Linked DNA regions of Mus musculus: region 1 is linked to region 2. A link is a loop called in an ENCODE intact Hi-C map of the cell type or tissue named here. Cell type or tissue: gastrocnemius. All regions are shown on one strand. Each heading gives the region's core, and the rest is flanking DNA. Links, peaks and the distances in the headings are about the cores only. Region 1 overlaps Rlf (rearranged L-myc fusion sequence). Region 2 holds the start of Rlf (rearranged L-myc fusion sequence).

Region 1 (8,478 bases), core at 3,291-5,790, 57 kb before region 2:
ACTGGAACTTTTGATGCCGCATTTTGCCTCACAAGTACTGTAATTATAGACAGGTATGTGTTGCTTGATTTTAAAATAGTTACAAAGTCATCCATAACAATGAAACATACATAGCCTAGCCCCTCTTGCAGCTGGATGACCCACATGCATGTGCTGCTATCTAGGTTAGGAAAGTGTATCATATCATGGAGTATCTGTCCTACTTCTCTCCTGCTCTCTAAATGGACATACCATAGTCAAGGTTAGAAAAGTCAGGGTGCACAGCTTAAGACTTTGAATTGGTATTAAGCAATGTGTGCTTTATACATGTGGACCTGAACTGTATCCATTTTAATTTATATTACATTTCTATATAAAAAGAGGAGAATTTTTCTATGCATGCCACCATGAATCTTAGTTAAGAAATCTCAATTTTAACAAGTTTACAACTTAATTCCCTTTCACCTACCACTTTAAATTTCTTCTGCCTTCAGGAAGACATCATGTGAGGACTATGCAAGGATATAGCTCATACCCACATCTGAGAGTTCTGGTGCTGCAGGTTAAGTGGTAAATTCCTCAGCCTGTCCAAAACCAACAACTCCAACTCCTACCCAAAAGCCACCAACAAACAAACAACAACAACAACAAAAACCTTTCTCTAATATCTAGCAGCTTCCCCATTATTTTGTGTTCTTAAAAATCTGTAGATTCCAAATTAACCCTAAGTATCTATCACTGGTGGCTCATGTATATAATTTCTGTTTTAGGAAAGCCAAACAGCAAAACTGAAGCTAGCATGGACTGTATAGCAAGATCTTGTCTTAAAACAAAATAAAACAAACAAACACATACAAAAAACCCAACCAAACCCACTTAAATAGGGCCGAAGAGATGGCTCAATGGTTAAGAGCACTGGCTGCTCTTTGAGGATTGGCTTTGATTCCCAGCATCCACATGGTGGCTCTGAATCATCTGAAAATTCCAGTTCTAGAGGATCCAACACCCAGTTCTGGCACAAGGCGTGCATGTGATGCAAATATGGTGCAAAACCCCCATAATTGTAAACTAGTATTATTTTTCTAAGCCCCGCTTAAAAAAAAGAGAGAGAACTCTTGTTGATTGGCATTCAGCTTTAGAAAAATCTCTTCCTCAAGTATGAATACTTAAATACATAATTATACAATTATGTTATACATGTGATATCAAAAGGGACTTCGAAAATAATGGTCTCCAATCAGTTGACCTTACACTAACTATACTACCCAGACTGGCTCTTTAAACTTAAGTCTAGACAGGACCAGTAAGATGATGGGCTCAGTGGGTAAGAATACATTCCCTAGGAGCCACATAGGAAAGGGAAAACAATTACTTTCATCTTTACATAAGATGTGGTGTGTACTCACACACAGAGAAATAAATGTTTTTTGTTTTGTTTTTAAAGAGACGTGATGAATCTAACTGGAGAGATGGGCGACACAGTGGTTAAGAGCACACACTGCTCAGCTTCTCAGATGGCCTGGGTTTCATTTCCAGCACCCACATGGCAAGTCCCATGATCCCCATTTCTCATTCTAGAATGACAGTGAGACAGGGAGAGGGAGTCAGCTCAAAGTTAGTTTTAAAACCAAAAAGCCAGGCATGGTAGTACAAACATGGTAACCAGTACCGAGGAGGAGGCAGGAGGACCCGGCATTGGATTGCACCCTGGACTACGTGAGACAGTGTCTCAAACCCCCCACACCAGACCCAACCTGTGGCTCCTGAGAGGCCAGTGTGCACATCAGCGAGGCAGGGCCAACTCCATAATTTTAGATTCTCTTTATCCAACAAGAATTCTCTGAGAAGTTGCCACGATCAATACGGAAAGCATAAACTACTCACTTCAGTCTGTATGACTCTAATCAGGCAAAATAAATGCTGTTGTGTTTTAGCTATGACACCAAACTGCCGACAACGCTCCAAAAATGTCTCCAAAGATGGGTCAATTCTTCTTTGCAGTTTACTCCAAAAGAGAGTCAGCTCCCTGTAAAGAAAAATGGCTGTATTAAATATTTAAACTTGTGTTTGCTGTCCCATTTGACCACTTTTTTTTTTTTTGTGTCAATGAAAGTAAGCTGGCAATACATGCAACAGAAACCAAATGAAAAGTTGTCTATATTCTCCATTACTCCCCTAAAATGGGCAACACCATCCATCCTGGAAGTTCTGATTCCTCTCCTTGTCTGTGTAAAGCTAAAAACCAACTACTTCCTTTATGATGCCATTAAGCTTCTTTCGTAGATTCCCCCGTGTTCTAAAAGGTTTAACTTTTGGATTAGTCTGCTTATATTGAGTGAATTAAACCCTCTTCTAATGAGATGGGCAAGAACCAAGGAAATCTGTGCAGCCTGTCAACCTGATGGCCCCACTAAGCCCATGTCACTGAATGTTTAAGTAAAATGGTCTACAAAGTGACTTCCAAGACAGCCAGGGCTATGTAGATAGACATTGCTCTCAAATGATTGAATGAATGAATAAAGAGTATCTTTCAAAAGAAATATGTATGTGAAAGCTGGGAACATAGTTTAGAGGTATAATACTTGCTTAGTATGTGCACCCCCTCCCCCGAGTTCCTGTGTGTGTATGTGAAATCTACTAAATAAAGCCAATTACATATAATTCTGAAGATTAAAGACTATGCAATGTAAATTATCTTAAATTTACTTTCTAAAGCCAGACATGGTAGCAGATGTGTAATCTTGGTATTTTAAAGGCTGGGTTAGGAGTATTGTTATCTGTTCAAGACCAGGATGGGCTATTCGATAGGTAAGAAGCCAGCTGGAATGAAGAGCAAGATCCAGTCTCAAAACCACAAAAAACCCTAAATAAAAAATTTCATTAGTGCCGGAGAGATAGTCAAATAATCAAGAGCTCTTGTTACTTTTGTAGAGGCACAGAATTTGGTTTCTAGCATCCATATCTAGAAATGAACAACAAATGGTTTGTAACTCCAGCTTCAGGGGAACCTTACATCCTCTACTGGTCTCGGGATGCATGTGCACACATGTGAGCACACATGAATACAGATACACAGACATACCCACATAGGGACGCTTGCTCACTGGTTTGAAAAGATGGCTCAGCCATTAAAAATATTTCCTGCTCTTGTAGAGGACCCAAATTTGGATGCCAGTACCCAAACCAGGAGGCTCATAGCTGCTTGTAACTCTAACCACCAAGAATCTGATGCCCTCTTGTGGACTTTGAGGGCACCCCACAACAAAAATGTCACTTAAACTTTGCTAGCAATGGGTTCATACTCTGTAGGCAGGGCAGCCTCAAGTTCATGGCGCCCCCTTTCCCTCAGATTCCTAAATCCTCATGACAAGCATGAGCTGCAACTCCAGTCTTGAAATACTTTCCTAAACAAGAGCCATGGATTCCCTCTATCTTAAACACACAAAAGTGCCCAGCATAACAAATTAGTCTTACTTGAACAGTAGTTCTGCAATTAAACCTTTCTTAAATTTATTGTTATGTGTGGTGATTATTTCTGACTGCAATATCTAGACCCACCCCACAAAAGGAAGAAAGGGTTTTTGTTGTTTTCTTTTTAAAATTAGATTCTATTTCGTTTTGAAAGAAGAAGCTTTTTAACAAAGTGTAAAGTGACTAAGATTTTCTTTCTTTGTTTGTTTTTTTTTTTTTTTTCCAAGAGGAAAAATAAATCCCCATTAATCCCTTCCCACTTCCAGGGAACAGCATTAATCCTAGAGACAGCTACAGGTTCCGGTGAATCGTGGCTGAGTAAAAAGAAAAGGGGAAGAAAAAGACCACTGTAAAAGAAAAGTTGTGTCAAGAACACTAAAAACTTGTGGGAGGAGTCTGGGGAGATGGCTTCGTGTGTAAAGGCCTTGCTGTACAAGAATGAGGACTTGGGTTTGGATCCCCAGCACACATGTGAAAGGCTGGGTGTGGGGAACACTAGAGTCCCAGTACTGGTATCCTGGAAACAGAGGATCCCCATGTTTGTTGGCCAGCTCAGTCAGCCTAATTGGAAAATTCTGGGTTTGCTGAGAGGAAGCAGGGAAAACAGGTGGAAGACAATTGACCTCTGCTCTCTAAGCACAAGTACTCATGAAATACACACAAATAGGAGGAAAGGTCTGAAGCTGGGTGTGGGTGGGATGCCTCATGTCTGCACAGAGGCAGTACCTTATATTTAGGACCAGCTTGGGCTACAGATTAAGATCCTATCCCAAATAACCAAAGGAGGAAAACAAACAAGAAATAAAAGTACAATAAATGCGTGGGTGTGTTTCTGAAAATACTTAAAGACTCTTCAGTCATACAAAGATGAGGGCCTGACTTGAATTCTCTGAACTCATGTAAAGCCGGATGCAGAAGTATAGAATCTGTAGTTCTGTGCCTGTTCCAAGATGCCAGGAAGAGAGAGAATTTCTAGAAGTTCCTAGGCCAGCTAGCCCAGCATATGTAGCAGCAAAGAACAAGAAGATAATGTTCTATATACGATTTTATTAACTACATGGCAGAGACAGAGGCAGATCCGGATCTCTGTGAATTTGAGGCCAGCCTGGACTACCCAGTGAGCTGGAGAACAGCCAGGGCTATGTTGAGAGATTCTGTCTCAAAAGTCTAGATACAACTAGCAGATGTTTTTATTATTGAAAATGAAATATATTTAACCATACTAAGAAAAATTTAGGTTTTGTTTCTAATCTACTTGCTGAAGCTAGAATTTCTAATCTCCAGATTCCTAGTGGAAAAAAAAAAAAGGTTTTACTTGATTTAATGATAAAACATCTCACTGCTATTTAACAATTTGTTTTATTTATATTATTTCACTCTGGTAAAATGCCTACAATGATTATTAAGACCTGGGTGGGGCCCTTACCCCACAGTCTCTTTGTTCATAGGACACACACATGCGGTGTCATGGATTCAGTGACAGATTACAACCTGCATTTTAGTCTGTGTTATGTGGCTGTGGCCCACAGCAGCTCTTCTCTGTGTAAAGCCCTAGGGTCAAAGCTTGGTTAGTGGAACCAGGAGAACAGAGTGTTCAAGGTCAGTTTGGGATATGGAGACACTGGCTCAAAACAACAACAAAAAAAATGTTTTGTTTGAGTGAAAGGAATGCACTCAAGGAAGAAGCAAAACTTTTGGGCTTGTGCTTTATAACTTCAAACTTGAGACTAAGAAATCATAACATTTCTCAATCACTGATTCTACTGCCTCATACTGTAATGAATGATGGGGTGAGGTAATTTACAGGATATCAATAAATACTTCTATATAAATGGTAGACAAAAAAATGGAAGTGGAAAGTGAAAAACCTTTACTCAGGATTGTCTTCTAATCTCCACAAGCATGACATGGCTAGTGGGTATACCTATGCACTCGTGAGTCACACACTCTCTTCCCACTCTAAGAAAACCATACAGATAGCTAAAGCAGCTCTAGAGGAAGACCAATCAAGTACATGAAAGGCCTTTACTAGATTTTCTAGGGGAAAAAAAAAAAGCAAAAAAGAAAAAGCTAAGCTTTCCTCAAGCTGGCGCCTTTCTCAGCTGCTCCAGTGCAGTGTTTCTATTGCTAATGAAATGTTCACTGACAAGTATTTCCTGCCTATCAAGTTTATCTAATAAATCTAATACATTTAGAATTAAGAGTTTATGGATATATTTGTTTCTTTTTTCTTTTTTCTTTCTTTTTTTTTTTTTTTAGTAACTAAGCATTCTACAGGCATACATAAACAAAACTAAATAAAAAATGCAATGTCATCTACATGGTACCAAGGTTGCAAATCAAATAGGCACCCAAAGGAACTTCCTTTTGTAATGCAAATTTTAGCTGGACTCGTAGGTAATCTAATTTTTTTCATTAATGGGTTTCTAAATTAGAGCAAGTTACAACCAGAAGATATTAACAAATGTTAAGGGGAAATACTCTTTCTTTCTGTTCCATAATGCTGACGTAATGCTAATGCTGCTTCAAGAAAGAAGACATCTACGGGAGACAAGAGACAACCATCCACAGGACCAGCAAGAGAAACGTCCTACCATCCCTTTTCTATGTTATACTAATAGCATTTTTATTTAAATGATTTTATTGTAATCAAGATTTTATTTATGTGCTAAGATTTACATCTCACACAGATCCTAAATCCCAAGCTCTATAGTAACAAACAAAGTATATACAAAGTAAGTATACTTACCAAGAACAATATACACTGGCCGTTTGGAGCTGCTGGGTAAGGTAAGTTGTACAAAGAACAAATGCTGTGTTATCCTGACCCTCAGATTCCAGATTACATATGATGTCTAACACGTCCTTGCAGTCCACCTTTGCAATCTATCAAAGAAGGAGATAGCTAAGTTAAAAGGAAAATGGTAACTTTTTCTGTAACACTTTATCTTTGATAATTTCTTTGACAAGAATGAGAGGCATGGTAACTATTTTACTGACTAAGTAAAAGTAAAATCTGAGTAGTAGAGCACGGATGCTTCATTTATCAAACTATTAAGATGAGAAAGGTATGGGCATTTTGTAAAGAAGCTCCTATTTGTTCTTTATTAATACAAACACAAACATTCTGCAGTCTTAAAGTATTCACAAACACTGCTACCATAGGAGTAAAATTCTTTCCATCACCTGGCTATTTCCATCAGAAGTTACATCCCTTGTCTCCTCTTTCCTAAAACCCCCAGTGCTGAGTAGTGAACAGAGGGGCTTAACATGACAACCATCACTCTACAACTGAGCTTCATCCACCTGCCCTCATTCTTTAGTAGAAATAAAAATGTTTACTAACTGCACTGCAAAGGGAAGAAGCCTGGACAGTAACAGAGTACTGCCCACCACTCCTCCATTTGAAACAGGGTCTTAGTAAGTTGCCCCAGGAGGCCTCAAACTCATAAAGCTCCTTAGTAGCTGGGGACACCACATCCTGTCTCCTCTTTTCCTCTTCAAGACAGGGTTTCTCTGTGGAGCCCTGGCTGTCCTGGAACTCACTCTGTAGACCAGGCTGGCCTCGAACTCAGAAATCCGCCTGCCTCTGCCTCCCGAGTGCTGGGATTAAAGGCGTGCACCACCACACCCTGCTTCCTCTCTTCCTTTTATGAAACTCCTTATCCTAACTTTGAAGACACTCAAGGGGGTGACAATTCATTCTCCTTCCTTTCTCCTGTATGTGAATAATCCCCTCAAATATTGCAAACCTTTACTTCCTAGAGTTCTGAAACCAGTTAATCTCCCCCCACACCCATCCCCCGTTTTAAAAAGCGCATGTGAAACTCCAGTGAAAGTTATGGGACAACTCCCTGAGATTCCTCCTGCCACCAGGTGGGATCCAGGATTAAACTCAGGTTGTCAGGTGTGCCTCTACCTGCTGAGCCATCTTGTTGGCCCTCTGAAAAAGCTATTCATATTCATTCCTGGCTTCAATTTTTCTCTTGCAGGTTTGTTTTTTGAGATAGGGTTTCACTCTGTAGCTTTGGCTGTCTTGGAACTCACTATGTAGAGCAGACTGGCCTTGAATTCACAGAGAACCAAAGGCCTCTACACTCAGCTTGGCTCCAAGAACTCTTCCAACTCAGACTTTGTCCTAAATCTCACATGACCAACAAGCCCCAGGTAGTCCCCTATCTCTTCCCTTTTCAATGCTGGATTATAGGAGTGTGCCACTATGCTTATTTTGTTTTATTTTTAAAATGGGCTCTGGGTATTAAACTCTGGTTTTCATTCTTGTATAGCAAGCACTTTACTGCCTCAGTTGTTTCTACAACTCTCTTTTTAAAACTTATTTATTTTTGACATAGGGTCTGCTCTGTGGTTCAGGCTGTGCTGGAATTCACTATATAGCCCAGGCTATCTTGAACGCACAGCAATTCTAATCTTTCAGTTTCCCAAATACTGGAATTACCAGCATGAGCCACCTCCCTGGATTCTTGAACTTATTATGTTTGCCTCTGCAGCGATCCTTCCAGTCCAATGAGCTATCAACCAAAGCATCAACACTAATCCACGGTGCAAGCTTTTAATCTCAGCACTGGAGGGAGTAAGGGTGGGGCAGCAGAGGCAGGTCGATCTCTGTGAGTTCAAGACCAGCCTGGGCTACACAGAAAATCCTTGTTTCAAAACAAACAAACAAACAAACAAACAAGACAAAGAACCCCAAAGCAAACAAAACAAACAACAACAACAACAACAACAAAGTCCGAACTCATATCAAACCCTAGGAAGATGCCTATTCAGAACTGTTTGGGGCTGTGGTTACAGCACTGTGGTAGCTTGACCCTCTAGCAGACATGAAGCCTTGGCTTAAAAACTATTTTAGGCCGGACGTGGTGGCGCTCGCCTTTAATCCCAGCACTCGGGAGGCAGAGGCAGGCGAATTTCTGAGTTTGAGGCCAGCCTGGTCTACAAAGTGAGTTCCAGGACAGCCAGGGCTACACAGAGAAACCCTGTCTCGAAAAAACAAACAAACAAAAAACT
Region 2 (8,478 bases), core at 1,999-4,498:
CAAAGTTAACAGTTCTAAGACTTTCAAAATGTTTTTTACAATTCTTTCATTCATCCATTGAGCAGCACGCTAGAGTGTGCATGTGGAGGTCAGAGGACAGCATGTGGGTCCCTGGAGTCAGTCTCAGGTCATGAGGCTCAGCAGCAAGCATTTGTATCCACTGAGTCACCCTGTCCACCCAGACTGAGAATGTGTTTCCTAAATATAGCAAAAAATTTCAAGACGATTTTTCAACATTAACAAAAAGTGCAGCATTAATCTTTTTTTTTTTTTAAGTTACTTTTAAAAACAGTGGTATCGTGGAGGTCAAAGGACAACTTTTTGGAATTGGTTCTCTTACTCCAAATGGAAGTTGGAGGCTGGCATATCTTCCTTGTTTGCTCTTCACCTTAAACCAAGACAGGGTCTCTGATGAGCATCCCTGTACCCAGAATTCCTGGGCTGGAAAGGCAGCTCAGCAGTTAAGAGCACTGGCTGTTCTCTTCCAGAAGAGCTGAACTCGGTTCAATTCTCAGCCTACATGACAGCTCACAAATGTCTATGACTCCAGTTCCAGGGGATCTGGCATGCTTGCACAGACATATACACATGCAGGAAAAACATCAAGGGCACATAAAAATAAATAAATCTTAAACAAAACAAAACAAAACAAAGAGTTCCTATTTTCACATGGTCTGGCCAGCCAGTTTCCTCAGGGGAACTCTTGTCTCTGCTTCCCTGGAGTTGGAATTACAGATGAGACACCACATTCATTAGGCTTTTAAGACACTTTAGATACTTAAAAGTATAATTTTCTTCCTTCCTTTCTCCTTTCCTCTTTCTCCCCCCCCCCCCCCCCCCGAGATAGGGTTTCTCTGTATAGCCCTGGCTGTCCTGGAACTCAACTTTGTAGGCCAGGCTGGCCTCGAACTCAGAAATCCGCCTGCCTCTGCCTCCTGAGTGCTGGGATTAAAGGTGTGCGACACCACGCCCGACTCCTCCTTTTTTTTTTTTTTTTTTTAAAGAGAGGGTCTCACTATGTATTTCTAGCTGTCCTGAACGCACACTAGGTAGACCAGGATGTTCTGGAACTCACAGAGATTCCCCTGTCTGCCTCCTGAGATTAAAGGCTGGCTTGAGATAGACATATTTCTTATATGATAACAGCATATAAGAAATGTTATAACAGTAGGTACAATTTAAGTTTTTATAACATTTCTTCTCTTTTCTTTGAGATAAGGTCTTACTGTATAGACCTGGATGGCTTGGAACTTACCACATAGACCAAGCTGGCCTTAAACTCAGAGGCCCACTTGCCCCACCTCTGTCTCAAGAATGCTGAGATTAAAGTATGTCCCACCACACTCAGGCTAGGATGATATTTCTGAATACCTGTTGAGAACAATCTGTAACAGTGACCACTGGAGGAGCACAGTCAGCCCTTTTCTTTAATGCACTACCAGCCACCAATCTTTATGTATTATGTGCTCCCAGCTTTTCATCTTCTGATTCAGTCATACAATAAAAGATTTTGTATTCTGCCTTTCCAATGTGGAACCAATGTCAGGCACCGGTGACACATATCTAATCTCAGTTCTCTAGAGCAGAGGCAGGCGGAGGTTTAAGGTGAGCTTGGTCTAAAGAGTTAGTTCCTGGGCATCCAAGGATACACAGAGGGGGGAAAGAGGGAACCAAGAAAACTATTCAACTAGTCTAATTAATGGTCCAATTTTCCCACACTACTTCTGTACAGTATATTCTGACAATCCGATCTGACTGGCTACAGTCACCCTTTAATGTTTTGCTGGCAGATAATGTAAACTTCAAAGCTCTGTTCAAAATCCACAGTTGTTTTCCTACTTCCACTCTCCCTGCAATTACTTCCCTCCTGTCCCACAGCATTCTGTGTTCCCTCTCATCTCTACCTCTGTCACTCTTGCTCCAGGCCCTCCTAGGATTCAATTATATCCTGTAAGTCTGAGGCTCTACCCTACCCAAAGTGGCTTCTCCCAGTTCTCAACACACATTACATCCATTTTTTTTCTGTCATTCTCACTAGGCTGTCCCATGAAGTCTCCTTACACCCTCTGCGTGACATTTTTTTCTCATCACTACCAAAACTGCACTAATTAATTCTGTCATTTCTTTTTGGGGGGTGGTATGAAATGTCTATTTGAGAGAGGAATATCACACTGTAAGCCTAGCCTGGGAGTCCATTATAATGCCCAAGACGCCCTTCAACTTCCATAAGTCTTCCTGGCACCATTCTAAGGGTTGGAAAAAATCTGTGGAATACATGCCTGCCCTAAATAAGAGTGATCATTATTAGTAGACAATAATGAGAATGCTGACGATTGTGCACACAAGAACTGACATGATCTAATGTATAGAAAATATTAGCAGAGAAAAATTCCAAATAGACGAAGTTCTGGGTCAAAGAGTGGGATACAAATGAACTCAACAGAGACAACTAATTCTGCCCAGGACCAACAAAGCAGATTGCTCACTACTCCAACTACAACTTTCTAACTCCACAATCTTTTCAGCACTCAATTGCTCATTAAGAGTCCACGTACCAACATACCTCGATTATTTTCTATTCTCTAAGGTACTCCAAATGAGGAGCAAAGGGATGGCAGAAACCTGATAGTCTAAGTACCAGATGCAGAAACAATGACGGCAAGCATTTACACTTGGAAGACACTCGAAAACATAGAAAAAAAACTGCAACGTGGTCACGGAGACCAAACTTAAAATCACATCTGTCAGCATGTAGCCCCACAGATTGGGACCCGCACAGAAACGATCAATCACCCGACTGCCAAAGAGGCCATTCTCTATATCTCTCTCCCGACCTCTTCCACTCAGACTAATCTCCATTACAGAGCTACCAGGCTCCATTCCTAGTAGTACAACCAGCAGATGAATACAAAACAGGTCAAAGAATGGCATAAACATATCTTTTCACACCCGCCCACAGTGGCAAAAACAAACAAACAAACAAACACCCCACAAAAACCAATCAACCGGCTCAGTATTCCCTAATCAGAAAGCTCCAGACGCCATCCAAGACCAACCGTCGTATCTTAGGGAAGCCAAAAGATGTGACTTTAAAGATAAGTCTCTGGTCAGAGCCCACCTCTCCTGATTGTTCAGAAAAACAAGGTTTTTCAGTTTGGAGATCAGCACACCACTCAAAAAAAAAAGCATCTCCCTGCAGGAACTGGCAATCGATCCCTCAGGGGGGCAGTGGCGCTCCAACCACCCGGCCAGGACCCAGGCAACAGCGACAGGGCACAGCCCTTGCAGGGAGCTCTCTGGGCTCAGGACCGCCCAGCGCAATCCGCCCGGGCAGTGACTGAAGTCGGGTTACGGCAGAGCTGGGCCTGCCCGGCCCGGGGGCGCGGCGAGATACGGGGGTGGCGTTTTTCCCCGCGAAGCCCCCGGCTGTTGAGGCGGATCCCGAGTCTCTTCTCCCGGCCTCCCCGCCCCTCCACCCTCGGCCATCTAGTCCACCCCTCACCTGGCAGAAGCTCCGGCAGTAGCTCAAAGATGAGACCTCGGACACCTCCTGCTCCCTCAGCTCGGTCTCCAGCTGCCAGAGACACGGTCGTAGGCCCGGCGCTCCCGACGCCGGAGATGCAGGGCGATGACCCCGAGCCATGGACTCAGTCTCGACTTCGGCTCCCGCCACCGCCGGAGCCTCAGCCCCAGCCCCGGCCCCGGCGGCGGCCGTGGCGTCTCCCTTTCCGTCCGCCATCTTCCCACGGCCCAGCAGCGCGTAGGCAACCAAACCACGTGACTCCGCCTGGCCCCGCCCCCAATCGCCCGTGTTAGTGACGCACCCCCCTGGCGACGCTGGCGCCAACTTTATCCGTCACTAGGACGCCGAATGTTGGTCCTCTCAGAAGTCTCCACCGCAACCGCCCTAGCAACAGCCTAGCAACGGCGAGATTCTAGCGGCCCTGGGTTCTACAGGCCCTTCAGAGTCGAGGAGCGCAAAGGGCCTAGAGACAATGGAGATATGAGAGAGATGTCTGCGGAGCAGCGAACCGAAGAGCAAGGGAAAGGCAGCCCAGAAAGAAGCTCGGAGAAAAGCATCCCCGGTTGGAGGAAAATAAAGATTGTTAGGCCGACCTGAAAACAAACTGAAGGGAATTTGGTTTAAAATGGGAATGGCATTACTAGTCGCTGGAAAAAGGATTGGTCAAAATATATGGCGTTGAGACGATTCTACTAAAAAGGGGGGGGGGGGGACTTTTAAAAAGTTGTTTTCAAGACAAGGATTCCCTGTGTAGGACTAGCTGTCCTGTAACTCACATTGCAGATCAGGCTGGCCTCAAACTTAAAAGTTCACCTGCCTCTGCCTCCCAAGTGCTGCGACTGGAGGTGTGCAGAGACAGGCTGGATCTCTGTGGGTTAGAAGCCAGACTGGTATATAGAGCGAGTTCCAGGACAGCCAAGGCAAAGCCACTGTAATCCAGCACTTGAGAGACTGAGACAGGAGGATCATGAGTTCCAGGTATTAGTGGGAGGGGACAAGAAAGAAATGCAAAGAAGAACAGAGAAGAAAAGGGAGAATGGCAAAATGGTGTGGCTGGAGCCCAGTAGATGAAGTGGTGAAAACAAGAAAAAAATATGTATATATGTGTGTGTGTATATGTATATGTGTGTGTGTGTGTGTGTATATACACATACATTATATATATATATATATATGTATATATATATATATACATATATATATATATATATATATAAAATCCAGAACATAAGATGTTTGGTCTAGTATACAAATGAGGGATACCCTCACTTCAACTGGAGGAACTCTATAAACAATGGGTCTAGATGAAGGTAAATGTATAATTTGATAATGGGAGATTTGAGAGTTATGACCTAAATGTTGCTTTCCCCTCCATGAAATATGAGCCATTGTGCTGATTGGTCAGTTGTTTGTGACTTTAATACAAAACCAGAGTCACTTGGGAGGAGGGAACCTCAACTGAGAGGTGCCTCCATCCCACTGATCCCTGTAGGCATGTCCATGACATGTTTTGTTTGTTGACTGACGTGGGATGGCCCAGCCCACTGTGGGTGGTATTACCCCTGGGCAGATGGTACTGGGAGGGATAAGCAAGGGACAGCATCTGAGCATAGAAGCAAATCAGTGAGAAGCGTTTTCCCCACAGTTCCTGCCTCTGCTCCTGCTTGAGTTACTGCTATGGCATCTGTACTGGCTAATTTTGTGTCAACTTGACACAGGCTGGAGCTATCACAGAGAAAGGAGCTTCAGTTGGGGAAATGCTTCCATGAGACCCAGCTGCAAAGCATTTTCTCAATTAGTGATCAAGGGGGGAGGTCCCCTTATGGGTGGTGCCATCTCTGGGCTGGTAGTCTTGGTTCTATAAGAGAACAGGCTGAGTAAGCCAGGGGAAGCAAGCCAGTAAGTAACATCCCTCCATGGCCTCTGCATCTGCATCTGCATCTGCATCTGCATCTGCATCTGCTCCTGCTCCTGCTCCCTGACCTGCTTGAGGTCCAGTCGTGACTTCTTTCAGTGATGAACAGCAATGTGGAAATGTAAGCTGAATAAACCCTTTCCTCCCCAACTGCTTCTTGGTCATGTTTGTGCAGGAATAGATCCCTCAATGATCACCTGGGACTGGGACATGTAAGCCACACAAACCCTTTCTTCTCCAAGTCAATTTTGGATATTGAATGGATCACAGCAATAAAAGGACAATCATCAAGCTTCTTAGGGGGAAAAAGCCTTGTTCAAGTTGTTACAAAGTGAGAAAGGAGAGAATGCATACTAGATAAGATACAGGGAGACTCTAGGGCACTGTTGAATGGTCAAGATGTTTCTTAAAAATTGTCTGTCTGTCTATCTATCTATCTATCTATCTAGTCTATCTTTCTGTTCTTCTGTCCATCCATCCATCCATCCATCCATCCATCCATCTATCCATTTATCTATTATCTATTTTTACCTCCCTGAGACTCAGTGCCCATCTGTTTTGATAATTAACTCTCCCAAGGTACAGTTAGCTTGACCAAGGAGTTTATCAGAACTGACCTCTAGAGGAATTTGTTTTTAAGACAACAGACTTTGGGCCTGGGTATGCTTAAGAGACTTTGTGAGCTACTCAAACATTGGAAACAGAAAGCTCCAGCTCATCTCTGAAATTAGCCCCATTATAGTAGTGGATCACAGATAAAATGCTTGTGGGTCCAGGAAGATGCTAGACATGAAATAAACTGGTCCCAATATGCAGTGTTTGTGCGAGTTGCAGTTATTTCAGAGAATTAGGGAGAGGACCTGATTGAAAGCTTACTCATATGCCATATAACTATGAAAGGGGTTACTAAGAACTTGGTGTGTGTGGGGTGTTTATGTTGCTTCTTAGTTTTTGTTTTTTGAGACAGAGTTCCATGTAGCCCAGGATGGAATCAAGCTTACTCTGTAGCCAAGGGAGGCTGCATCCTCCCTAGTGTTAGGATTACAAGGGCATGGATGCTCATGTCCCAGTACTGTAGCGCTGGGGATCGAACCCAGGGTTTCACATCCATGTGGTAAGTGCTCGACTAACTAAACTACAATCCCAGCTTGGTGTGTTTTCAAGCATTGGTAAATGTGTGCTGTGCTTGTGTTAGCTGTAGGTGAGGTCATGGGAACTTCTGAACATAGGGTTATAAGAGTAAGATCAGATAGTAGATTCATAGAAAGTGTTAATATGATTCCTGATACATCATAATTGGTTGAGATGTTGCAACTGTTATTGTTGATGATACAATGTCCTCTGTTTTTCCTTTCTTATATCCTGTGACAAAGTATACATAAATAAATGCTATGTATTCTCTAATAATAGAGCCACAGAAATGAGTTAGTACCAGAATAGGTTTATACTCAGCATGTTTTGCTTCACAGTCCTTGTGATTTGCTCAACATTTTGTGAAAGTTTCTCTGTTTCTGCCCATTGAAGTCAACTCAACAGAATTCTGATCCATCTCCCTGAAGACCATTACACCCTAAAAGAGAGCTTATCTCTCACTTGTTTTGAAGAATTCTTTGGTCATGAAGTGTTTGGTGTCTCTTGATAGGACTGCTGTCAAATAAAATTTAACAAATAACAGTCACATTTTTATAGCCAAGTATCACTTGAAGGTATAAAGTGACATTTGAATCATATATTTAGATATTTCATTAGAAATGAAGCCATTCAACGTGACTCTTCCTCCCTCCTCTCTCCTAGCATTACTGTCACCACCATCTTTAATATTTGGCTCTTTAGACAGAAAGAGTTTTGCTAAGCAGACCTGGCTGGTCTGGAACTTGCTACATAAAACAGACTGGCTTTGAACTTGAGGCAGCCTGCCTACTTCTGACTCCTGAATACTTGTATTTCAAACATTATCCGCACACTGTATTCTTCCCTTCCTTTGTCCACTGAGGATTGAATTTAGAGTCTTGCATTTACTCAACAGGCATTCTGCTACAGAGCTATACCTTCATTCCTAGCCCTTTAACAATATTTCCTTTAAATTGAAACAGGGTCTCATTAAGTCACCAGGTGGTTGTCCTTGAACTTCTTATTACCCTACTCAAGCCTTGATTGAACCTTCAGTAAAACTGCTTCAGCCCCCAGACAGCTGAGATTGCAGGCCTGTCTCACCAGGCCCAGCTCCTTATTTATGTTGACAAAGGTTCTCATATTGCTTGTCTGGCTTCCAGTCTGCTACATAGCTCAGAAATGGCCTTGAACTCCTGATTCTCCTCCTTTTACTCTCTGTGCTACTATACCCAGTGTATGTGCTGTTGGAGATTTACATGAGGGCTTTGTACATGCTAGATAAGCACTTTGCCAAATGAGCTACACCTCAGCCCTGGCTCCAATCATTAAAATGGGGGAAAAGTACTATACATGTATGAAAATGTCACAATGGAGCCTATTAAATATGCTAACCATGCTAAGCCATAAAAACATACTAATAAAATATTAATTTTTAAAAATCTAAAAAGTAGGCATTGTGATTCATATCTGTAATCTTGGGAAATTGAAACAAGAGGACCGGGAGTTCAACTATATTAATTCCAGGCCAGCATAGGCTAAAGGAACCCTATTTAATAAACAAACAAACAAACAAGTAAATGAATGGCTACATACTGAGCCATGTAACCTCAAATTCTCCAGTCCTAAAGGCTAGGATACAGGTATGAGCTACCATACTGTATTAATTCCCTTCCTTTCCTTTCTGCTCCTTCCTTCCTTCTATCTGATTTTTGGAGACAGAGTCTCATGCAGTCCTGATTAGCCTCAAATTGTCCATGTAGCTGAGGAAAGCCTTGAACTTGCCATCCTCCTGCTGTGGTTACAGGCCTGTGTCACAATTCCCACTTTATACAGTGCTGGAGATTAAAACCAGGGCTTCATTCACACTATGCAAGTAAACTACCCATTCCCATCACACTTTCTTTCTCTATTTTCTTTAAAAACCCTC

Evidence for each region. Hi-C counts contacts between places; a loop is a spot of excess contacts. Peaks named below come from ENCODE experiments on the same cell type or tissue, not always from the same donor. Only the 100,000 strongest peaks of a DNase experiment are listed, where the experiment ranks them.
Region 1: it touches region 2 in a loop (2.3-fold over the local background); 1 of 42 quality-filtered maps calls a loop at or near these places.

Annotation. Positions count from the first base shown.
Region 1 is chr4:121,152,993-121,161,470 of GRCm38, forward strand. It overlaps Rlf (rearranged L-myc fusion sequence), which reads right to left. Exons shown (of 8, transcript NM_001346660.1): 6 at 6,200-6,336; 7 at 1,864-2,005. Among named protein-coding and RNA genes, the nearest start is that of Tmco2, 48 kb to the left of the region's middle. In gastrocnemius, for the core only: no CTCF peak of the experiment used is centred there; no DNase peak of the experiment used is centred there.
Region 2 is chr4:121,211,333-121,219,810 of GRCm38, forward strand. Rlf (rearranged L-myc fusion sequence) reads right to left here and starts at 3,752. Exons shown (of 8, transcript NM_001346660.1): 1 at 3,503-3,752. The coding sequence starts at 3,739. In gastrocnemius, for the core only: no CTCF peak of the experiment used is centred there; DNase peaks (open chromatin) are centred at 3,341, 3,815 and 4,349; H3K4me3 peaks cover 2,500 bases; H3K27ac peaks cover 2,050 bases.